Linked DNA regions of Homo sapiens: region 2 is linked to region 1. The links are chromatin loops, found by intact Hi-C in ENCODE. Cell type or tissue: heart right ventricle. All regions are shown on one strand. Links, peaks and the distances in the headings refer to the core of each region. The heading gives the core; the rest is flanking DNA. Region 1 overlaps GRAMD4 (GRAM domain containing 4). Region 2 overlaps TRMU (tRNA mitochondrial 2-thiouridylase).

Region 1 (8,628 bases), core at 4,151-6,650:
AGCAGGTGGGCGTGGCCACAAGTGCCTGTGGTCCCTTGTTTTCTGGGGCAGGGAAGGCTCAGTGAGGCACTGGCAGGCACACTTGGCCCGAGTGGTCAGGGCCCCCAGCTCCCTCCCAGCTCCGAGCGTCCTGGGCATGTCCGCATTGGCACGGCGGGCACTCCCGGCCCCACGGCAGTTGTGGGTCATCTCTCCCACCCGGCTCTGGAAAAAAGCGTGCAGTCAGGTGACCAGAAGGGGTGAGTTCAGGGCTGGGGTCCTTTCCGCCTGCCTCTTGGGATTGGCGGTGCTGACAGATGGCCCTCCTGGTGCCAGGCCCTGAGAGCGAGTTCTGGGGCTGAGTGCCTACCGTCAGCCTCCTCAGGCCGGCTTGTCTCTGACCTTCCTCAGGCCAGCTGGCCGACGGTCTGGGCTGGGGTGGGACAGACCCTTTACAGGTCTGGTGTCTCGGCCACAAAGTGAGGAGGTGTCCACAGGCCCTTACCTTCTGTTGTTTGGAAGTCCCAGGTGCCCGTGGGCCCTGCTGCCTGTGTGCCCAGTGGAGGAGGATGCCCTGGGCCTGTGGAGGGCTGTGCCTCCCTGTCCCCAGGAGAGACCTGTGGTGACGGCCACGCTTTGCCTTTCAGTACAAGGTCCTGTCTGTCCTCCCAGGCTCAGGCATGGGGATTGCCGTGTCGACGCCATCCACCCAGAAAGTAGGTGCCGGGCGGGGGGCCGCCAAGGGGTTGGTGTGGGCCCAGGGGCCTGACTCTGAGCAACCCTGGGACCAGCGTGGGGCAGACAGCCAGAGTTTTAGTTTGGGCAGCAGGGTCACAAAGCCGCCCCCTCCCTCGCAGCAGCTAGAGCCTGGGGCTGCGTCCAGGTTGGGTTGGAAATCTTGCTGGGGCCATCGAGTCACCGGACAGACAGGGATGTTGGGCACAGGGGTCCCCTGACTCAGTGACTTGGGAGGAGGGAGGCACGGGGCTAAAGCCTGGCTCCCCTCTGCCTCTTGGCTCTGTTCCCCTGAAGGCTGGAGCCTGGCTCCGGGTGGTGGGGAGACACCTGTCTTTTGCACCCAGACCCACGTGACTAGCGTGCTGGCCTGGGGCTGGTGTTGGACTTCGTCTCGGTCCTGGTCCTGGCGCCAGCCTGGCTGTGCCATGCTCACTGGTGGCATTTCTTCCCTGCCAGCCGCTCGTGTTTGGTGCCATGGTGCACAGGGATGAGGCCTTCGAGACCATTCTCAGCCAGTACATCAAGATCACCTCAGCGGCAGCGTCTGGCGGGGACAGCTAGTATTGACTTGCCCAGGACGTTGCTGGAATTTTCTTTTTCTTTTTCTTTTTCTTTTTTTTTTTTTACGATTTGGTAGTGGAAACAATTGGACATCCTCATGAGCTTTTGCAATAATTCTCCTGGACCTGTGGTTCTATTGTGTTGACCTCTGCGTTTTATCGACCAAGAAGGGGCCAGGGCTCACAGGGACGGGGGTGCCCCTCTCCCACAGGGCACGTCAGGTGCCTCTGAGGGCCACCCGCAGACTGGGGGAGGGGGCAGAGGCCCTCGGGGGCCCGTGGAGAAGACACACAGGACCCCTGGCCCTGCCCTTCTCCGTTCCAGCCTGGACAGAGAAACCTCTCCAGCCACCCCAAGAGGTTCTCGCAACCTTGTGTCCCGCTCTCCAGAGGCCAGAAGCTCGTCCACCACCAAAGCCATAGCTGAAGAGTGCGGGGCCCTTCCTCCTGGGGACAGAAAGATGTCGTCAAGGAGGGACATGGGGGCCTTTCACCAACCACCGAGAAACGGGCCTGGCGGCCCTCCTTCCTCTTACATGAGACCCTCCTGTGGCATTTGCCCTTGGTGCCGGGCTGGGGCCGGGCGCAGTGACCCTGCCTGCGCTCCACACTCGCTCCACGGGAACAGAGAGGGTGAGAAGGGCCCACCCCTCGCCTGCCCTCAGTGTCTTTGGTGGCACCTTCCTTGCTGGCCTCCAGGGCGCTCAGCACCGCGTCTGTAAGGGCCTGCCTGCTGCTCTCGGCCTGACACGCCGGCCAGGAGGTCTGTAGCTGGGGACCAGTAAGGGCACAGGATGGTGCAGGTAAAAGCACATCTTTCTCACACTTTGCTCTTTGGAAGGCCCAGGAGAACATCCGCGAAGGCTGTTGGAGGTGCTCCGAGCACTGTGGCATGTCTGGCACATGGCCCCCAGGCTGCGGTTGCCTGGGTTGGTTGGGGGAGGAAGTGGGGAGGAGTGTTCCGGGACCATGGTGGCCCAGGCTGCAGCCGCCTTTGGGCCATCCGAGAGGCTCTGGCAGCCCCTGTGCTTTAGGGAGCAACCGTGAGCCGAGCCCAGAGGCCTGGGCCTGCACTGCCTGCAGCCGACATGCGACAGCGTTCCCTCCCCCGCGTGCCTAGCCGGTGCCGGTCCGGGCACAGACCCCCCCAGCCCCCGCCCTGCCCCAGGGAAGCCTGGGCTTCCCGGGAACAAGGTGGCATTTGTGGAGGGAGCGCCCGCAGGCCTGGTCTGCTGGGGCCGCCTGCGCTGGGCTGAAGGGAGGGAAAGGCGGCTTGGGCCTCCTGGAAGGAGGTGGCCACCCCGCGGGCCTGCGTGTCTGCTGGGGCGGATCCCGCAGCTCCCTCAGCTTGTCCTGAGTCCCTTGGGTGTCGTTGAGATTGTTGTTTTTTGAAGAAACAGAAGATTCTATTTTTTACAGCGAGCAAGCTGGTTTTCTTATTTTTGTATCCTTTTTCAGATGTAATTTTTATCTTTGCTCCGATCCTCATTTGCTGGTGTGGGTGAGGGATCCGGCGGCATGGGCTGGTTTCACCCCCTTCACGAGGGGCCGCAGAGTCACACGCTGGTGCCGGGGGTGCTTTGGGGGGAGCTGCGCCGATCACCAGATTAAGCACATGTCCTATCCCAGGCGGTGGAGCGGAGCCCCCGTGGCTCTGGACTGCGCGGACGTTGGCGTCAGGATGACCACACGGCGGCCTTTCCCGAATGGGGACAGAACCCGCTCTGAGCCGTGGGTCTGGCTCCTGTAGGGGACTGGCTCTCTTGGTGCACCAGGGGAGGGGGACATATCCCAGTGAACCCCACCTTGGCGCCTGAGGCAACACAGGGTGGGCACTGACCCACCCCCAGGGGCGGCTGCAGAGGCAGTGCCCGCAGACAATGGCCACACCTCTCTCCCCAGGGCCCGGCAGTGCCCAAGGATGGGTCCGGGGCCTCGGGGCCAATGAGCGCCTCTTCCTAGGTGCTGGGATTCAGTCCCCAAACACAGCGGGAGGGGTCCCTGGGGCAGATGGGGCTTTACCAGCGTCGGGTGGTTTAGTTCGAGTCCCTTTTGTGGAGAAAGGGAGATGAAAACTGACCACGTGCCAGGTGTGGCCGAAGCCCCCAGGGAGGGCCACATTCGGGGAGCGGGGGGTCGGGGGAGGGCCACCGACTGGCTCTGCTGCCAGCACAGGCCCCTCCCTGGAAGTCCTCGGGAGCGGAGCGCGGATCGGCACGGGCTCTGGGCTCCCCGTGGAGAGAAGCTGTAGTTTTTACCAAATTGTGTACATCTGGGCAGATGTTTAATTTCTGTGACTAATCACTGAACTAGACGAATGTTAAATTTTTTATGTCTGAAGCCTGAGTCTATTTTGGATCTGTAAATAATCATTGCCAGTGTGACTTTTGTTCAACAAAAGGATTGTACTGTATTAAGAACCGATGAAAAAAATTCTCCTGTAACATTTTTTTAAGAAAACTTTGTTTGTTTAAAGAAAAAGTATTGTATAAATTATAATTTTTATTTAAATAAACCTAAAATGCTTTGTGCTAAGGCTCAGGGCTGTCTGCCTCCTTGGCAGGGCCACACGCATTGTAGGCGGCCTGAGCCAGCTGGGCCACCAACCCCAGGCCCTCAGTGCCGCTGCCAGCCCGCCACTCCCTGGGGCCCCACGGCTGCCGGCGGCGGGGCGTTTGGGTACTGATGCGGCCTGAGTGACGGCTGTGGGGTGAGGTGGGGCTGAGAAGCAGAGTCCTGTTGGACGTGGGCATTGGAGGCTGGGAGCAGGGGGCAGGGCCTGAGTTCCAGAAGACAGGAGGCCAGGTGGCGAGGGACGCGGCCTGCAGGGAGGGTACCCAGGGCTGGCACAGGGCGAAGTGGGGGAGGTTGAGGCAGAGGCAGTGCCTTGGGGTCAGGGGGCATGCAGGCTTTGGCCCCTCTCCACTTTGGTGTCCTGGCTGCCTGGGGGTTCTGGACACAGGGGTTTCCAGCAACACTTGGGGCTTGGTCCATCTGGATGCTGAGACTAGACACAGAAGGGTGCAAGGACCTGCCTGGCTTTTGAAACCCCTGGAGTTGGGCATGAGCCTGTGCCAGGTGCACCTGGTGCTGCCTAGCCTCCTGTGCCTCAAGCCCACAGGAGCCCCCTTGGAGGCAGAGACCTCCCCAGGTTACACAGCAAGGGAGCTGGAGCCAGGCGGAAACTAGGTCTAGTGGGCCACGCCACCCTAAGGGGCACAGCTTCGGAAAGTAGGACATATGCGTACTCCATCGACATAGCCAGCCACTGATCCATCCATTCATCCACATCTGTCCGTCCGTCCGTCCGTCCGTCCATCCATCCATCCATCCATCCATCCATCCACCCACCCATTCATCCATCCACCCACCCATTCATCCCTCCATCCATTCATCCATCCACCTACCCACTCATCCATCAATCCATCCACCCACCTATTCATCCACCCATCCATCCATCCATCCACCCACCCACCCATCCATCCACCCACCCATCCATCCATCCACCCACCCATCCATCCATCCATCCACCCACCCACCTATCCATTCACCTACCCATCCATCCATCCATCCATCCATCCATCCATCCATCCATCCATCTTTCCACCCACCCACCCACCCACCTATCCATCTACCTACCCATCCATCCATCCATCCATCCATCCACCCATCCACCCATTTACCCACCCACCCACCCACCCAGCCAGCCAAGTCCTTGGTGCTGGGACACAGCAGTGATGGGCTAGGAACCTGCCAAACACACCCTCACATCCTTCCCAGGAACACATCCATGCTGTGATAGCCACCGACCCCTTCCACCCACCCCTCTGTCCTCTGCAACAGGTCCTCCCCCAGCTTGCTCCTAACTTGGAACAAGGCTCAGACCTACCTAACCCGTTGGCAGCCCACACTGACCCCTCCACACAGACAGGGGGCAGTGTGGGCCCATGGCAGGTGTCACTGGAGCCGGGCCATGGAGGAGGCGGAGGGGCCTCCCAGGGGCTTCTGAGTGCTCAAAAAGGCCAACCTTGTGGGAGACCACCCACCCTCGGCCCACAGGCTCTATGCCTAAACCAACAACTTGCCTGTTTTGCGTATATTTCACCATTTAGTGTCAATAAAGGTGCCTACATATACCTCTATCACCATTTACGGGTGATTGTGATAACTATTTCAGTGCAGCTGGTTTCCTTGGCAATCGTGCATGTTTTAATGCATGCATTTTACCTTACTCAGCGGCATCTCTCGGCTGTACCTGGCTACCAGAGGGGCTGTGCAACAAGGAAAGGTCACAAACCTGTGGGGCAGGCCTGGTGCCCTCTAGGACTTTTGTTCTGGGAGTGATGGGGCACTGCAGAGCTTCCAGCAGAAGCTGGCACTCTGGCTGCAAATCAGAAGAGGGGTCACCCAGGGTGGGGGTGCGTCAGGGAGAGTCCAGAGGGGAATGAAATTGTTAATGATTTTATTCTTGAACCAGGGGTTCTCTTCATAGGTACTTGCTATATGTTTTTAAATATTTACTGGATGAATGTAACGGATGAATGAGTAAATAAATCAGAGAGGGCCTCACATGGACCAAAGTGAGTGACGCTGGGAACCCAGGGTTGTGGTCCATTCTGCTCGTCCTGCAGAACTCCAGGAGGCAGCATTCTATGGGCTTATGAGCTCCAGCAGTGTTTGGAGGACAGGGTTGGCCAGAGACTACAGGAGCCACAGACTAAGGGCACAGCCAAGGAAGGACCCCAAGACCCCGTCCTGTGTTGGTGTGAGCTGGGAAAGCCGCCCAGGGAAAGGGCTGTGCAGCCACCCAGTGCTGCTGAAATCAGAAATCTGCCCTCAAAACCCCTGGAACCAGGAAGCCCAGCTCTGCCCTCCTCCTGGGGCCCTCGGGTCCACGTCAGCTGGAAGGGAGACACCTGGGATCACAGAGGGGCAGCTGGGGTGGGGCTGGAGCCAAGAGGCAGTGATGGGCAGCTGACCACTCCCTCAGACAGGAGCTGGCCCATGCCCCTGCCATCCTCTCTGCTCAACTCTCTACCACATGTCACAGCTGGCATCGCAAGCTAGGGGAAATAGCTGGACCATGCACGATTGTAAAGAAGACATTCAGCTGTTACTATCTGTAAATGATATGATGACAGAAAACCCCGAAATTCACAGGTAAATCATCATCATAGGAGTGTGGAAGCTGCTGGTACAAAATGAGTCAGGGGAGGCCGTGAAGAAGCTCTCGAAGACCTGCCTGTAGCAGAACTCACCCCAGAACCCTCGGGACTGCGACGAGGGCGCCCGCCCAGTGACGGCCACTCCTGCGGTGAACAGTACTGCCTCCTGCCAGGAGCTGCTGTGACCTGTGAACTTCGTTCTAGAGCAGCTTACATGGACTTCTTTGCCTTTTAAAGTGTTGCCTTTATCGCGAACACCCCCCAAAATGCCTTCCAGTGTAGCACGCATATCCTGACTGCAATCCCCTTGCTGTTCCTGAATAAACTCTTTCTTAGGAGAACACTCTGATGTCACTTTAGGTTGACGGGAGGCAAGGTTTCTGGATATAACCCAACACATAAAAAACAATTGTGGCGGGCAGATCACGAGGCCAGGAGTTTGAGACCAGCCTGGACAACATGGGGAAACCCCATCTCTACTAAAGATACAAAAAACTAGCTGGGCATGGTGGCATGCACCTATAATGCTAGCTACTTGGGAGGCTGAGGCAGGAGAATCACTTGAACCCCGGAGGCAGAGGTTGCAGTGAGCCGAGATCACACCATTGTACTCCAGCCTGGGCAACAGGGCGAGACTCCGTCTCATAACAAACAAAAAATTGCATTTCTATGCAAAACAAAACAAATTTTAAGATAGCCTCAAAGGCCAAGTGTGGTGGCTCACGCCTGTAATCCCAGCGCTTTGGGAGGCCAAGATGGGAGGTTCACTTGAGGCCAGGAGTTTGAGACCAGGCTGGGCAACATGGTGAGACCCTATCTTTACAAAACATTAAAAAGCCTCAAAATAAGAACTTTTGGCTGGGCACAGTAGCTTACTCCTGTAATCCCAGCAGTTTGGAAGGCTGAGGCAGGAGGATTGCTTGAGCCCGGGAGTTCGAGACCAGCCTGGGTAACAGAGTGAGACCCCTGTCTCTACAAAAAATTTTAACAAAATAGCCAGGCATGGTGTTGCACGCCTGTAGTCCCAGTTACTCAGGAGGCTGAGGTGGGATTGCTTCAGTCTGAGAGATTGAAGTTACAGTGAGCCGTGATCACGCCACTGTACCCCAGCCTGAGCAACTGAATAAGACCTTGTTTAAAACAAGGTTAAAAACAAACAAAAGTCAAGTTTTAGGAATAAATCTAAAAATTTAAAGACTTTCATGGAAAAAATTATAAAATAATTAAAAGACATGAATGAGGATCTTTCATGGACCAGAAAAGTCAGTTTCACAATGCAAATGTCCTTTCGAAGTTCCTCAAATACAAATGCAAATGCCCTCTCAAACATGTGGAGTGGGCCGGGCGCAGTGGCTCACGCCTGTAATCCCAGCACTTTGGGAGGTCGAGGCTGGTGGATCACGAGGCCAGGAGCTCGAGACCATCCTGGCTAACACAGTGAAACCCCGTCTCTACTAAATATACAAAAAATTAGCTGGGCGTGGTGGCGGGCACCTGTAGTACCAGCTACTCCGGAGGCTGAGGCAGGAGAATGGCGTGAACCCAGGAGGCGAGCTTGCAGTGAGCCAAGATTGTAGTGAGCCGAGATTGCGCCACTGCACTCCAGCCTGGGTGACAGAGCGAAACTCCGTCTCAAAATAAATAAATAAATAAAAATAGACATGTGGAGTGAAAGAAGCAAGTTACAGAAAACAACACGTTTCCTTTGGATAAGGAGCAAAACCTGCAAAACTAAACTCGCTGTTGCAGATACAGCCATGGACAGAGGCAGGAAGGGATGCGCTTGGCGTGACCTCGTAGCGCCCTCCCAGGGGGAGCGGGGGGACTCCAGAGCAGGGCACAGAAGGCTTCGGGGCGGCGTTCAGTTGCCTGGCATAGGTGGTGGTGACACCTTGCTTCATTTTATTCTTGTTCTTTAAATTGTGTGTGTTTTCATGAAAAATATTCTGCTTTGAAAATAACAGGTATGTGTAAAGGAAAGAAAGCAAGCCAAGTCTGCCCAAGTAACTTTATTCGTGTCTTCTCAAACATTTCAGATCAAATAATGCCATTTTCTAATCTTGAAACCAGCAAGATTAGAAAGAGAATGAGGCCATCCTTTCACTCAGACTTTCCCAGTTACTCAAGATTGTATTCAGGAACGAAGTCAAACTCGGCCTCACTTCTTAATTAGAATAAACTAGAAT
Region 2 (8,628 bases), core at 3,749-6,248, 330 kb before region 1:
GTGCCGCCGTCTGCACACTCATGTGCCCTGTCACCCGCTTGCCCGGCACAGACTCGTTCGGTGCCATCTGTTCGGGCGCTGTGCTGCTGGGCCGCGAGGAATTGGTGACGCGCACACAGTTCCATCTTCGCCTCCATGGAGCCCGCCCGCGAGTGGGGGACACAGGCAGGAGGCCAATCAGTGTAAACCTAGAAAATGTCTACGGAGGGAGGTGTAGGACCCTGGGTGGGAAGCACCAGTGGGGTCTGAGAGTAGGGAATGGAGATGCCAAAAACGGCCTCAAAAGAAGTCACATGGAACCTGAGACCTGAAGGAGGAGAGGATCCGGTGTCCCAGAGAGGGCTGGGAAAGTCCAGATGAGGGAACGGCAGTGCAAAGGCCTTGAGGCGAGGAGAAGCCAGGGAGCCGCTGTGGGGGTGCCTGCCTGTGGCCCCAGCTCCTCAGGAGGATCGAGCGCACCCAGGAGTTTGAGGACAGCCTGGGCAACACAGCGAAACTCGTCTCAAAAAGAGAGAACCCGGAGTGTTGGCGGAACTAGGATGAAGCCCGTGGGAGGGCCTTGGGGATGGAGGGCGAGGGCGCTGTGGGATGAGCCTCACCTCTTCAGGGGCCAGTGCGGTGGGAGCTGTTGCTCCTTCGTGTCTCTTCCTGGTAATGGAAACGGCCATACCTTTCATCAGAGCCATCTTCCCTGAAGAGCACGCCCACCGCCCGTCCTCCTCTCCTCTTGTTTTCCGTTTCCGGTGTCGCTCTGTGGTGGGAGCCGCAGGGATGGAAGGGCAGTCTTGAGAGACACAAACCAGAGTAAACGATGCAGCCCCTGATGGGGCCACGGTGGAGAGCGCACGCCACCCAGGCTCCCCAGCTAGGGCAGATGTGCTTGAGGAAGGCGCCTCTCTCCTCTGACTCCCCTGGAGCCCTCCCCTAAGGCCTTAGCTTCAGGCCTGGCTTTCCTGCTACCTGCCCCTTCTCTGGTCCCTGTCTCTCCCCCACTCCTCGCAGGACAGTGGCCTGAAGGACCTGACCGGGTTCTGCTTTCTTCCCCGGGGCAGCTGGTGTGAGGGTCTCCCGCGCAGGGTCAGACCCCGCGGGCCGAGACAATGAGGCGTTCTCTAAGGCTCTGGCATCGTGTGCGCCGGCTGTGACTGGCGGCCGAGGGTGCCGGTGGGCAGCCGGGCCCCTACCCTGGAAGCAAAGTGTGGGGTGAGGCCGGGAGGCCCCAGGGCCCGCTCAGGACGTCTGGGTACAGCTTGGGCCACCGCCACTTCTGCTCCTCTCACGGCTGCCGTCTTCTCATTTCAGAGCATGGGCATGTGTTTCATCGGGAAGAGGAATTTTGAACATTTCCTTCTTCAGGTGCGTGCTGCTCTTTGACACAAAGAGATGGGGCTGCGTGTCTGCCCTGGGCCTAGATCTCCGTCGGTAATGACATGTTTGTTTTCCAGTATCTGCAGCCTCGACCTGGTCACTTTATTTCCATAGAAGACAATAAGGTTCTGGGAACACATAAAGGTGAGGTGCAGACTCTGCCACTTGTCATCTGAAATGCCTAGAGCTGTGGCGTTTCAGCTCTGGGAGACTAGACCAGAGTTCCTGTCGTCCCTTCCACTTGGCTGGAGAATTGTAGAAGGCTCTGTGGGGCGGCCGGGGGCGGGCACGGCCTAGGGTGGAACAGTTGCCTTGATGGTGGCTGGGTGCACTTCCAGATGTGGCCTCAGCTGAGATGCTGGAGTTCATGAAAAGCGCGCCTCTGACTTGGAAGGACTATACTCTGTGAGTTACGTATCAAGTCCCTGTAAAAAGAATGATTTCCTTCCTGTGTAAGGAAAATGTTAAACTACACAAAACTCCACTCTGATTCAGGGAGTAAGGTGGACGTCCCGGCATGGTGTGAATGATTAAGGACCACATGCAGCGATGGGATCAGGCGTCCGCGCTGGCCAGAGTGCTGCTCGCTCATGTGCAGACCCTTACTGCGGTGAGGCCTGCGTGAGCCTGTGCTGTGCCTGGTGTCAGGGGACAGGCTCCGAGTCAGTCACAGTGTGCAGTCCTGCTGTGGGGACAGAGTGCAGCCATTGTTGGGTTAGTACAGTGGCGGGGATGTGCCTGCCGGCGTGATGATCAGGCAGGTCTTGACACAGCACAGACCTGAGCTGTGGGACTGGCCAGGAGAGCCAGGCTGCAGCTCAGGTGTAGGGCGTCTTGCAGTGAATTGCACTTGGAGATCTTCCACCTCTTGTGGAGGGGAGACGGCAGGCGGAGCCGGGGCTAGGCATTCCTGAGACAGGTGGAGGTGACAGCTTTGCTTGGGACAGAACTGCCAGACAGGATTGCCCATGTATCTGCCAGCCCTGGCCCCAGCAGGAGCCAGTTGGATGACTCATGGCTTCCACCTGCAGTTCACTTCACTGAAGAAGGCTGCCGGCCCAGGCCACGTGGTAAATCCCATGAGGTTCTCTCTGCCTGTGTGCCCCACTGCAGGGGAGGGAGGCAGTGAGTTTGCCATCTGCTGTGTGACATTGTGAGGGTGCGCAGAGCAGCTGGGGGTAGCCCTGATGCAGTTACTGCATTAGATGGACACTGTGAAGACGTGCAGCTATGTCATGGGCTCAGCAAGAAGGGCCCCTGGCGTCACACAGGGCACCCAGCCGCATCCTGGGCCTAGGGTCAGGGGCTCCTACAGCTGGAACCTGCACCTTCTGGGGCACAAGGTGCCTTCTTTGTGGCCACCACACCCCATGTCCAGCCCAGGCCTGGACAATGATGAGATGTGCTCAGGTGCTTGGTCAGGGCTGGCTTTGGTGGTTGGAGAATCGTATCTTCCTAGTGAGTTACACCATTGCTGGGCCTGCTCTGGGCTGCCCTCCCAGCATCTGCCTTCATGATGAGGCGTGACATGTGGGCTGTAACTTGTTGCCCAGCCTCATGGAGAAACTGTCTTTCTGTAGGTTGGTTCCTGTATACCTTGGGCCAGAGAGCAAACATAGGTGGCCTGAGAGAGCCCTGGTACGTGGTGGAGAAGGACAGCGTCAAGGGTGACGTGTTTGTGGTGAGTGGGCCGGCCTCTGAGACAGCACTGGGGCTGGTTCTGGCAGGGCCAGCAGTGCTTCCAGACCAGGGCTTGAGAAGGCCTCCAGCAGCCGTGGCTTCCTGGAGGCTGTGACTAACTCTGTTCCTGTCCTTGGTCCCCTGCCTTTCCTGGGACTGGCCATGGTGGCAGGAGAGTTTTAAGGTATTCATTAGGCTGAGTTGTATGCTGGTCTCTTAATCATCCCTGAACCCCGATACACAGATACAGTTTCTCCAATTTTATGAAAGAGGACAGCGACGCCCAGAGCTTGGGTGGCTCATCCGGTGGAGAGGGCATGGCCTCAGTGCCAAGGATGGTGCCCACCATGGTAGGATCCAGTGAGTTGTTGTCAGGCAGGTGCAGATGGCCAAGCCAGGATCAAACCAAGCCTTCCACCACAGTGGGGACCTTACCACTGTGACCCTGGCCTCAAAGCAGGGCCGCTCAGTGGCGGCAAGCTCACCCCACCTTCAGGGGACCTTGCCAGTGTCTAGAGGCATTTTTGGTTGTCACAGCTTGGGTGGAAAAGCAAGGACGCGGGTGCTGCTGCATCTGTGGGTCAGGCCGGGGATGCTGCTTGCCGTGTTCAGCACAGCCTCTTCCCTGAGTGACCCGGCCTCCACCTTGGCGCGTGGAGCTGAGAAGGCCCACTCTCAGCACCCTGGCTGCCGGCTCATGTTCTGGCACGAATGCTGGGGCGCCTTCTCTTAGACGGAGGCGGGGGCCAGCAGGCCCCACCCACCGATTCCAGGACATCTCCTTACTAGGAAGACCTGTGGGGAGAAAAGCCTGGCTGCGAATGAATTAAATGATCTAGATTTCAGTTTGCTGTGAGAAGACCAGAAGGGTTAACCAACGGCCTCCTGTCCCTGGACGGGTCTTGGTGCCTGCTTAGAACCCAAAGCCCTTAACTTCATGCTCCTCGTCCTGCTTCAGGGGCGGGGCTTGGCACAATCCCAGGAGGTGCCAGGTCTCAATGGCCCGAGGCCATGGGTGGGTGACAGGGAGCAGGGGCCTCAGAACCAACCTAGGGTATCTGGGGCCCCCCAGACCAGGGCCAGTCCTGGGGCACCTGTGGGAAGCCAGCAGCTACCAGTCCCTCCTTTCTCCTCAGCCATTTGGTGTGTGGAGGAATTCCTGGGGTGGCCTTGAGAGAAGAGCCCGTGGTGTGGCTGGCCCCTGTCCCTGCGAATAGAAAAACCAGTCCTCGAGGGGGGCCGTGCTGCTGCCCCACAGGTGGTTGCAGGTAGAGGGCCTGAGTCAGACTTGAACCTGCAGCATTCACTGTCATGGGCTCGGATCTCACCCCTGCCTCTTGCCCACTCTGACATGGTACTTCCTTCCTGGGCCTTAGTCTCCTCATCTGTAAAATGGGGATTCAAAGGCCCGGCGGGTGATGAGATGAATTTCTGTGGGTAGAACACTTCGAGCGGTGCCAGCACCGTTACCTGTGTGTGTGTGTGCTGGTAGGACAGTTGTTCCCAGGGACCACACTGAGGCCGGCCTTGGGGCCAGGTGCCCCTCGGCGTCCCCACCTTCACATTCCATTCTGCAGGCCCCCCGGACAGACCACCCAGCCCTGTACAGGGACCTGCTGAGGACCAGCCGCGTGCACTGGATTGCGGAGGAGCCTCCCGCAGCACTGGTCCGGGACAAGATGATGGAGTGCCACTTCCGATTCCGCCACCAGATGGCACTAGGTGACTGACGGGAGGGCTCCTGAGGACGGGCCCCTTGAAGCTGAGCTTCCTGAGGCCAGATTTGGGCCAGGGATGGGAGACCCTGGGGTAGGAAAGTCCCGTTGTGGAGATCATTTGGAGATTACCTAAAGTATTTAGAACTCCCGTGTCCTGTGCCTGCCCTGAGCGAGGCCTGGGGGTGCTGGGAGCAGATGCAGGCAGGCCCCGGCGTGTTGGGCTGAAGCAAGTGTGTACACTGCCCCGCAGTGTCCTGCTGCGTCCAGGGCCCAGGCTGGTGCCCTGCCCTTCCCCTCTAAGCAGGGGTTTTTGACCCCGTGGGCTGGTGCTCCTTTCTCCCTGGGGGCCTGAGGTCGACCAGGAAAGGCCTGTGCCCCCTCCAAGGGCCCCTCTCTTCTACCCAGTGCCCTGTGTGCTGACCCTCAATCAAGATGGCACCGTGTGGGTGACAGCTGTGCAGGCTGTGCGTGCCCTTGCCACAGGACAGGTGCGTGGGGTGTGGGGGTGAGCCCGGGGAGGACTGTACTGCTCTGCACCCTGCCAGGGCACCCGGGTTACAGAGGAAGGGGCTGAGGCCCAGGAGTAGGGTGTGCTCGGGTCACACAGCTGGTGAGGGCAGAGTGCCACCAGCCCTGCCCTGGGGGCTCCTCCCACAGTGACAACTGTGAGAGGATTTCCACTCTGGTGTCACCAACCAGCCAGTTCCTGCTCGGGCCCTGAGAGGCTCAGCTGCTGCCCGGGCCCCAGAAGCGAGGACAGAAAATGGAAGGGGCATGAGGACAGTGCTCAAAGAGGCAGAGGGTCGGGGCCCCTGTGGGCCGAGTGTGCAGGAGCTCCCAGGGTGGGCGCCTGGTGGGTGTAGGCCTGAGGAATCTCCAGGGGCAGGTGGTGGGAGGGAACCTGGGGTGAGGGAAGCGGAAGCATCCTCTGGCTGCCACCATGCTCCTTCCTGTCACAGCTCCACATTCCCAAGGGGTGCAGAGACCTGCCAGTCCCTTGGAGTCCCAGGAGAGGCCCCTGTGACTGTCCCACTCAGGGAGAGGTACCCTGAAGACCCTCCCTAGTGAAGCCACTGGGTGCCCCAGGCCTCTCCTCTCCTGTTCAGCAGCAGCAGCAGCAGCAAAACCCTGCTCCCCTGGGAGCTCAGTGCCTGGTGCTCCGAGCACAGGCCAGGCCCCATAGGGGAGCACTCTGCCCCTGCCTGCCCTCGGCTGGCTCCCTGTGGCACCCCTGATGCCAGGGTCTCTCCCCTACAGTTTGCTGTGTTCTACAAGGGGGACGAGTGCCTGGGCAGCGGGAAGATCCTGCGGCTGGGGCCGTCTGCCTACACGCTCCAGAAGGGCCAGCGCAGAGCTGGGATGGCCACTGAGAGCCCCAGTGACAGCCCAGAAGATGGTCCAGGCCTGAGTCCCTTGCTCTGACAGAGATGGATCTGCTAGAAGGAACCTGGAGAGCAGGACCCATGGCTGGGCGGCTGGTGAGCAGTCCAGGTGCCCAAGGGCCAGCTTGCTGCTGCCCAAAGCAGAGGAAGCCGGGCTGGCTGAGGGTCCGAAAAGCCTGCAGGGGCCCGGCGAGCCCCAGGAAGAGCCTCAGCTCCAGGCTGGGGCTCTGGCTGCTGGAGCATCTGCTGGCTGGTGGGGTGGCCCGAGTTCCCCTTCACCGCCCCCAGGGAGGGTTTCCCACCTCAGAGTACACCGAGGGGACCTGCAGAGGGGGCTGTCGGGACAGCGTGGAATAAACATTATTTCAAGGACACATAGTCTGATCGCTGCTTCCACTGGGGCCCAGGGGGCTCCACATCACTGACTCCCTGGCGTGGAAAGGCAGGTGGACTGCAGACGCAGCCATGGCAACCTGCGTACCTCTCCCTGAGGTCCCAGCTGCTCCATCCTCTGCCCCCGTATCCCTGCTCCTGGACTCCAGAGTAGGTGCCTGCGATGCTGACCTGTGTCCTTGGCTCTCTTCCTCTTGCTGGGCTTGAGTCCTTCGTAGCGTGTTGTTGGTGCCTCAAGACAGGTTCCTGCGGGGACCAGAGGTGCATTCCCCTTCTCTGGGTGGGAAGGTTCCAGAGGCAGCCAGGTGGTGCGCAGAGGGCCTTGCCCAGATGCCCTGAGTTCTTGCTGGTGCGTCAGGGTGGGGGCTGCCATGGGGCCCACTGTCCATCCTGACCCCTCCTCCCATCTCCCCACTGGGTGTCCCCTGACCTGGGGCACCCTTCCTTCTAGCCTAGGCCCCCACGCAGCAGGGAGTGTCCTGAGGGTGAGGAGTGGGCCAGAACCCCGCAGGCCAGGTGAGGAAACGGGGCCTAAGGTGGAGCCGTGGCCCTTGCTGGGCTGGGGTGGGGAGGTGGGGGGTGTGGGGTCAGTGCTGCCCTGGCCAGGGGCAAGCCCCAGCTCTACCAGGCAGGCAGAGCGCTGGCCAGTGGGACCAGACAGGCCCCTGGGGATCCTCGGCCCAGCTGGGCATGGAGGCCGAGCTAAAGCGCCGCGTTTGTTCTGCCAGCTCAGCCCAGCACGGAGCCTCCCTGGGCTCAGGGGTTCCCTGATTTATGGCTGTGGTCGGGCCTCCAGCCTGGGAACTGAGGGTGGGAGAGCCCTTGTGGTGCCTACTGCTCTGCCCTAGGTGAACCCTCCCAGGTCACAGAAACATGAGTAGGTGGGAGGTGGGGCAGCCAGGCAGAAGGTGGTGTGGGCACCAGGCCAGCAGCGCTAAGGCTGCCCCCGCTCCAACCTCCAGCGGGCTCCACCGTCCTGCCAGCCTCAGGGCCTGTGCATCGGCCAGTGGAGGAAGCGGGGACACAAACCTGCCTCTGCCCCCTTGAGCCCCCAGGCTCCATGGTGACAGCTTCCTGACTGGCAGGGCTCCCCTCTCTAGCAGGCACAATGGCCTGCCCTGCCCCCTACAAGGCCACTGGCCAACTCTGGAGGGCTTTGGTGCGATGTCTCAGAGATTCAGCAGAAACTGTTGGCCAGGGGACCAAGTCTCCAGGCTGCTCTTCTGGCCTCTTTCCTACCCTCCCCAGCACCCAAGGCTGGCACACTCCAGAGGCTGTGCCCCTCAGATGACTTCTTGAAGACCTGGGGGCCTCCAGGAGCACAGGTAGCTAGGTAGCCCCTTCTGCCTGCAAGGGTACCCCCAGTGGCCTGGCCTTAGCCCCTTGCCACACCTATCCATGAAGACGATGGGGGAACATTTTCCAGGCCAAGAGCTGGGTGCCTGTACACCTACACCTACTCCCTGCTTGTGATACAAATGAAAGCAAAGCCCTCGCTCTCCTCTCCCCCTACGTTGTTCCCGGATAATCTCAGTGATACATGGGTCCTAGGATGATGCCCCCTCACCTCACACCTGGGAGGCTCCTTCCCGAGGCCCTGAGCTGGTTTCAAACACCCTGAGCCTGCCTTCTCCCCAGTCTCTGGCTCCCATGTTGCCCTGTGCCGGAGCCTTGCCTGGGCCCAAGCCCCTTCCTTCTTGGGGAGGTTTCTTTTTTTTTCTTTTCAAGAGACAGGGTCTTGCTCTGTTACCCAGGCTGGAGCGCAGTGGTGTGATCACAGCTCACTGCAGCCTTGACCTCCCAAGTAGCTGGGACAACAGGCATACACCACCACACCCAGCTAACTTTAATTTTGTTTTAGAAACAGTCTTGCTATGTTGTCTAGGCTGGTCTTGAGCTCCTGGCCTCAAGCGATCTTGCCTCAGCCTCCCAAAGCACTGGGACTACAGGCATGATCCACTGTGCTAAGTTTTAAAAACTGTAGAGATGGAGTCCTGCTGTGTTGCCCAGTCTGGTCTGGAACTCCCGCCTCAGCCAGCCACTGTTGGGATTACAGACATGGACCACTGCCTGACCCTCCTGGGGGT

What was found. Hi-C counts contacts between places; a loop is a spot of excess contacts. Peaks named below come from ENCODE experiments on the same cell type or tissue, not always from the same donor. Only the 100,000 strongest peaks of a DNase experiment are listed, where the experiment ranks them.
Region 2: it touches region 1 in a loop (2.6-fold over the local background); 5 of 110 quality-filtered maps call a loop at or near these places.

Annotation. Positions count from the first base shown.
Region 1 is chr22:46,675,974-46,684,601 of GRCh38, forward strand. It overlaps GRAMD4 (GRAM domain containing 4), which reads left to right. Exons shown (of 19, transcript NM_015124.5): 18 at 627-695; 19 at 1,174-3,812. The coding sequence ends at 1,278. It overlaps CERK (ceramide kinase), which reads right to left. Exons shown (of 13, transcript NM_022766.6): 13 at 8,437-8,628. Among named protein-coding and RNA genes, the nearest start is that of CERK, 58 kb to the right of the region's middle. RefSeq lists an enhancer at 7,557-8,058. In heart right ventricle, for the core only: a CTCF peak has its summit at 5,225; no DNase peak of the experiment used is centred there; H3K27ac peaks cover 921 bases.
Region 2 is chr22:46,350,819-46,359,446 of GRCh38, forward strand. It overlaps TRMU (tRNA mitochondrial 2-thiouridylase), which reads left to right. Exons shown (of 11, transcript NM_018006.5): 6 at 1,303-1,356; 7 at 1,446-1,512; 8 at 2,949-3,049; 9 at 4,626-4,770; 10 at 5,172-5,254; 11 at 6,024-6,522. The coding sequence ends at 6,188. Among named protein-coding and RNA genes, the nearest start is that of TRMU, 19 kb to the left of the region's middle. In heart right ventricle, for the core only: a CTCF peak has its summit at 4,757 (motif pointing right); a DNase peak (open chromatin) is centred at 4,763; H3K27ac peaks cover 1,307 bases.